2 separate regions of the Homo sapiens genome follow, and region 2 is linked to region 1. Evidence: read pairs that join two places in POLR2A ChIA-PET (ENCODE). Cell type or tissue: A673. All regions are shown on one strand. Each heading gives the region's core, and the rest is flanking DNA. Links, peaks and the distances in the headings are about the cores only. Region 1 has its middle 22 kb from the start of AKR1B1. Region 2 holds the start of LOC105375520 (a long non-coding RNA gene).

What was found. ChIA-PET counts read pairs that join two places held together with the same protein. Peaks named below come from ENCODE experiments on the same cell type or tissue, not always from the same donor. Only the 100,000 strongest peaks of a DNase experiment are listed, where the experiment ranks them.
Region 2: POLR2A ChIA-PET joins it to region 1 with 6 read pairs; 3 of 35 experiments call an interaction of 5 or more read pairs at or near these places.

The regions. Positions count from the first base shown.
Region 1 is chr7:134,479,391-134,482,309 of GRCh38, forward strand. No RefSeq gene overlaps it. Among named protein-coding and RNA genes, the nearest start is that of AKR1B1, 22 kb to the left of the region's middle. RefSeq lists a silencer at 227-521. In A673, for the core only: no CTCF peak of the experiment used is centred there; a DNase peak (open chromatin) is centred at 1,531.
Region 2 is chr7:134,557,654-134,560,572 of GRCh38, forward strand. All of the region lies in intron 2 of AKR1B15 (aldo-keto reductase family 1 member B15), which reads left to right. LOC105375520 (a long non-coding RNA gene) reads right to left here and starts at 943. Exons shown (of 3, transcript XR_928005.3): 1 at 1-943. In A673, for the core only: no CTCF peak of the experiment used is centred there; no DNase peak of the experiment used is centred there.

The sequences.
Region 1 (2,919 bases), core at 168-2,667:
GTAGCAGAGAGGTCCCATGAAATGGTTTGCATGAAAGGCAATATGCTAAGTGTTTCATATGGCAAGGTGACAGGTAGTGAGGTAGTCTGAGTCTAGAGACTCCATACAAAACCTCCAGGCTGCGTGGACACTTCCAGACCCTGAGGAAGAGCAGTCACAAGGGGCCAGCTTGGATGAAGGGGCTGATCTCATCACAGGAGTGTCACATACACATCACCACTGAAGCATAAGTGATGCACCCTTCTCTCCACCTTTAGTGTCTGGACAAAGATGTTCTAAAATGGAGGAGGTGTTTTGTGAAATTGCCTCCTCCGTGCAGCCTATTTCCATCCAGGTTTCTCTAGTCCTCTTGATATCCTGAAAGGTGGGTATGGTTGCTATCTTACAGATGAGACATTTAAGGCCCAGAAGGGTTCAGTAGCTTGCCCAAGACCATACAGAACTACTCAGGGAATGGAGCCAAGATTGAATGACTTTAGAAAGCTCCTTCACTTTTCACCTTATCTAATTGCCAACTAGAGAATTATTTCCCAAGAGCTTGAAACTGGTTGGAGAGTGTGACAATACTAACTGATCTACACCTTAAGTAGGATGGGTTATACGATCTATACATAGAAAAGCCCCGTGGTGAGGGAGCTATGCATATGTGATGAATTTAGAATTTCTTTCTTTGCCTGTTTCACCTAAGTGCCTAGAACAAAAATGTGTTTCTTTTTTCATGGACTTTTCAGAAAGAGGCTTTAGCTATGTAGTAGTCTTGAGTGTCAGGTAGTCATGAGAATACAAATCTGTCAGCCATAAATATCCAGAGCTTTTTTGTGATACTAGCTTAAGGGCCTGGTGTTTCACAGTTACAGGTCCTTGATGGGCCAAGAAGGACTCAAGAAGAGAAACTGTATTGAGCTGGAAGAAATGACAGTGATGGATAACAGTGGAAGATGAATGTGGATATGATTTGATAGAACTTGGGTGTGGGCAATTCTTCCATTTCTTATTTAAAAATTCAAGTAGCTAATGGTTTAATAATTTAATAAAGAGTTGTAATTTTATAGGAAGATGGAAGGCCATTTATTGCTGGGATTTTTGCCAGACACTTCATATATTATCCTTCTTAATCCTCAAAAGAACCTACAAAAGTAGGTTGTAATAGCTCTGCCTCTGTCTCTCTTTCTTTCTCTGTCTGATTTTTAGCACATGAAAATGTTTAGGCTTAAAAAAGATTAAGTAACCTAAGTATACAGGTCAAAACCCACATTACTTTCAATATATAATACATTCCAAAAACTTAGCTTCTTAAAACACTATAGAGTTACAATGAGCAGTTCACATACATTGTCTTCTTAAGCCTTCACCTGACCCCTTGGAGTTAGTCTTTATATTGCTCACTTTGTTGATGATAAAGCTGAAGCTCAAAAAACTTATTTCTTACAGCCAGTAAAAAGCAGAGTTGGAATTCAAATGCAGGTCTTCTGACATCCAATATCAAGCTCTGTCCTCACTGTTCCACTGAAATCGGCGACACATTCCTTTTCACCCACAGGAAGCCTTTCTGTGTGAGTCATAACTTTGCATACAGAACAAAGCTGGCTGCCTAAGGACAGATGGGGGTTCATGGCCTTAGACCTTGAAAATCAAAATCTGCAAAGTGAGGCCAACATCAATATTGTAAAAAAAAAAAAAAACCCCTTTGGGACAAGTAATTGTGGATAGCAGCTCCAGAGTGCATTGTTAAAGGAAACTAGAACCTTTGGCATCATCCCAAATCAATTACATTGATATTAAGGAAGATAACCAGGATCTTTCTCCACATATACCTGGTTGCTCTTATGAGATACATAACTAGATAATCATTACATCTGTAAAGTCTAGACATTGGCACTGATTTTGTATCTTCTTTTTCTCTCCCTATTTATTTTCTTCACACATCCATCTCCTACATTAAGCTGCTTCATAATTGCACTTGGCAGCACCTGCCCAGCTAAAATTAAGTTTCAGGCCGGGCATGGTGGCTCATGCCTGTAATCCCAGCACATTTGGAGGCTGAGGAAGGAGGATCACTTGAGCATGGGAATTCAAGACCAGCCTGGGCAAGAGAGCGAGACCCCACCTCTGCAAAAAAAAAAAAAAAAAAAAGACTGAGCCTGCAGGTCGAGGCTGCAGTGAGCCATGATTGTGCCACTGCACTCCAGCCTGAGACTCTGTCTCAATAAAATAAATAAAATATAAAACAAAATAAAGTAAAATAAAATTTCACTGATAACAAAAGGCAGCATGTTATGGAAATTGACAAGGATTCTTTGCTTGGCCAAACTTCAGTCAGGCTTCTAAATCTTCTACTAGGCCCATCTGTGCACTTCTTTGTAAAATCCAGTTCTACCAAACAGCTCTACTTAGTCAGTTGTGCAAGAAACCCCCATCCTCAATATCTGATCAACTCGATATTTGATCAGTTTCCTCCACAGCTCCAGGTGATGTCTGATCACCCTGGCCAGGAAAACAGTCAAGGGTTCCTAAAAGAGGATGCGGGAATAAAAGACATGGTAAAAATCATTTTTTTCACAATAAGAAACCCCGGGCAGTTTTGGAAGGCTTCCCATTGTCTGACATGCACCCCTCAGTCCTAGCTATCTGAAAGAAAAGGAGAAAGAGCCTTCAAGGATCTCAAGGCACATAAAATGGAATCTGCTCTTCTTGTTTGGATCAATTTCTCACATCCAGGATAAATTGTCTGTAGGTACGGAGGTAGGTACACTTCATTAGGTGAAAAATGGAATATTTAAAAATACCTATTTTAAAATAAGATTCTACTTATCTCCTGTCTGGAAATCAGAAGCAAGAGGAGCATAACTTTGATACGGAGTAGTTCTCATGGAACTTAAACTTTTAAAATGTTCTTATTCTTCTTCCACTTTTTAAATA
Region 2 (2,919 bases), core at 267-2,766, 78 kb after region 1:
TTCTTATTACTGTTTCTGTAACCATTTATCTTTCAACTTTTTTGCCTGTTCTGCTTCTGTAAAAAATTGCTTCAGCTACACTCCTCCTCCCCTCTTTAGACCAAGGTGTAAAAAGATGTGTAGCCCCTTCTTCGGGGCTGAGAGAATTTTGAGCTCTAGCCGTCTCTCGGTTGCTGGCAATAAAGGATCACTGAATTAGTCTCAGACTGTGGCATTCTCTCTATAACTCAGTCGGTTACAATAAAATAGCAAAACAAGTTGCCATTTCTTCCATTTAACTCCATGCCCTCCTCCTACTGTAACCCGTTTTCTCTTCCATTGAACAAAAGACGTTGATAAAAATAGGAGCTAAAGAAAATGCGGATAGGAAATGGATATTATCAGATCAAAGGGAAATGTTGTCAAAACCTCTCATGAGGGAAGTCTTGTCTCAATTACATCAAGGGACCCATTGGGGACCCCAAGCAATGTGCAATGCAGTTCTCCGGGTTTATGGGTGTATAAGAATTTACACCCTGGCCAAACAAGTTATAGATAGTTGCTTAACATGTAAAAAAAGCTAATAAGCAGGATCTAAGGAAATTGCGCCTTGGTGGAAGAAATCCAGCACTGAGACCATTTCAAAGTGTTCAGATCAATTACACTGAAATGCCTCCAATTGGTAGTTATACTTATTAGTAATAATAGACCATTTTACCCACTGGGTAGAGGCAATCCCATTCTCACGTGCAACCTCCAGTAATGTAGTTAAAGCGCTAATTGAAAACATCATACCCAGATTTGAACTAATAGAAAATACTGATTCAGATACTGCAACCCATTTCACTGTGCATGTCATTAAGAAGTTAGCACAGGTACTAGATATACATTGGGAATACCATACTCCTTGGCATCCATCCTCCACAGGAAGAGTAGAGTGGATGAATCAGACTCTAATAAACCACTTAACTTAGTTTTAGAAACTCGATTGCCATGGACTAAATATACTCCTATTGCTTGGTTAAGAATCCGGACTGCCCCTTGGAAAGATATTGGCCTGTCACCTGAGGAAACGCTCTATGGAATGCCCTACTTACACTCCATTGCTGACATCCCTATGTTTGAAACAAAGGATCATTTCCTCAAAAATTATATACTTGGTCTAGGCTCTACCTTCTTTTCCCTTGGGACTAAAGGTCTCCTAGCACAGGCATCACCCCTGGAGTTTCCAGAACATCAGCATTGGCCTTGAGACCATGTTCTCATCCAAGGGTAGAAGAAAAGGAAGCTCGAACCAGCCTGGGAAGGACCCTACCTAGTGCTCCTATGTACTGAGACTGCAGTCTGGACAACAGAAAGAGGATGGACTCATCACACCCGAGTCAAGAAGGTGCCGCCACCTCCAGAATCATGAACTGTCACTCCACAGCCCACCCCCACCAAATTAACTCTAAAAAGAGCTTAATAATCACTTATTTATTCTCTTTTTTCTTTTCAACAGAAGGTCATCTTGTCATCAGTGTAACTCAGGCTAGTCATTTTTTAACCCTTCAGTTTGATGCCTGTTCAGTCATCCCGTATGGAGATGAGCAAGGTCAAAAGAAGCTAGCCCATGTTGATAAGTGTCTATGTCTATACCACAAAAAATCAAGCATGTATAAGTATGGAGTGTTAAAAGTCCCAGTGGTGACTGGGCAGATGTTTGGTGGACTAATAAGTACAAAGGGTGGAGAGCCAAGCTCCCTGCTTCAAATAAATTATGACGACCAAAACAAAAAACTCCAACTAGTCCCTGGTCCCACCCCACCAAATTGTAAGCCATGACACTGTAACCCCTTGTTGCTGATTATAAATAATCCCCGGACCATGGCCCAAGAGCCCTCTATATTCAAACAGTATGGGCTAGGAGGAGATGTTGAAGGACAGATCCATTTCTTAGAGAAATGAATGTGACAATGAAAAATGACACTACTCTTCGTTCATTTTTCTTTGACAAAATAATTTTTCTGTCAATTTTGTATGTATTTAATTTTAACCAAGTAAAGCTTCTTATGGACATATATTCATCAGATTTAAAAAATGAGTTTCTTAAAGGTGCAAAACCAGGAATAGCTTGGTAAATTCATGAAGCTAGAAAGTAGCTAATCAAAGTTCTTATTAAACCTTCTGGGGTTGATTAAGAGTAGCCAAAATTATGCCAGGTGCAGTGGCTCACGCCTGTAATCCCAGCACTTTGGGAGGCCAAGGCAGGCAGATCCCAAGGTCAGGAGATTGAGACCATCCTGGCCACCATGGTGTAACCTCGTCTCTAACAAAAACACAATAATTAGCTGGGTGTGGTGGTGTGCACCTGTAGTCCTAGCTACTTGGGAGGCTGAGGCAGGAGAATTGCTTGAACCCGGGAGGCAGAGGTTGTAGTGAGCTGAGATTGGGCAACTGCACTCCAGCCTGGGTGACAGAGCGAGACTCCACCTAAGAAAAAAAAAAAACTATTAGCGAAAATTCCTTGTAACAAATCCCCTCAAGAGGTGAAATCTATTTCCCTACTCCTTGGCCCCGTCCTGGCCTTGAGACTTGCTTTGATCAATAGAAGGTGACAGAAGTGACACTGCACACATTCCAAGGGTAGGCCTCCTACAATGCTGCTACCTATGAACAAGCCCAAGTTAGCCTCATGGAAAACGGAAAACACATAAAGAGGGTCCCTGTCTTCCCTGACAACCCAGTCCACCCAGTGAGGCCCACAGAGGTGAGGAAACCCAGCTGATACCACGTGGTTCTGAGATCGGCTTATCAGCTGATTCCTGCCCAAATTGCCAACCCACAAAATCACGAGCAAATAAATGGTTGCTGTAATAACCAGTTGGGTTGTTACACGAAAACAGCTAATAGATATACCTTCTTAATCTCAATTATCTAAAAAAGATATCCCTCCTCACT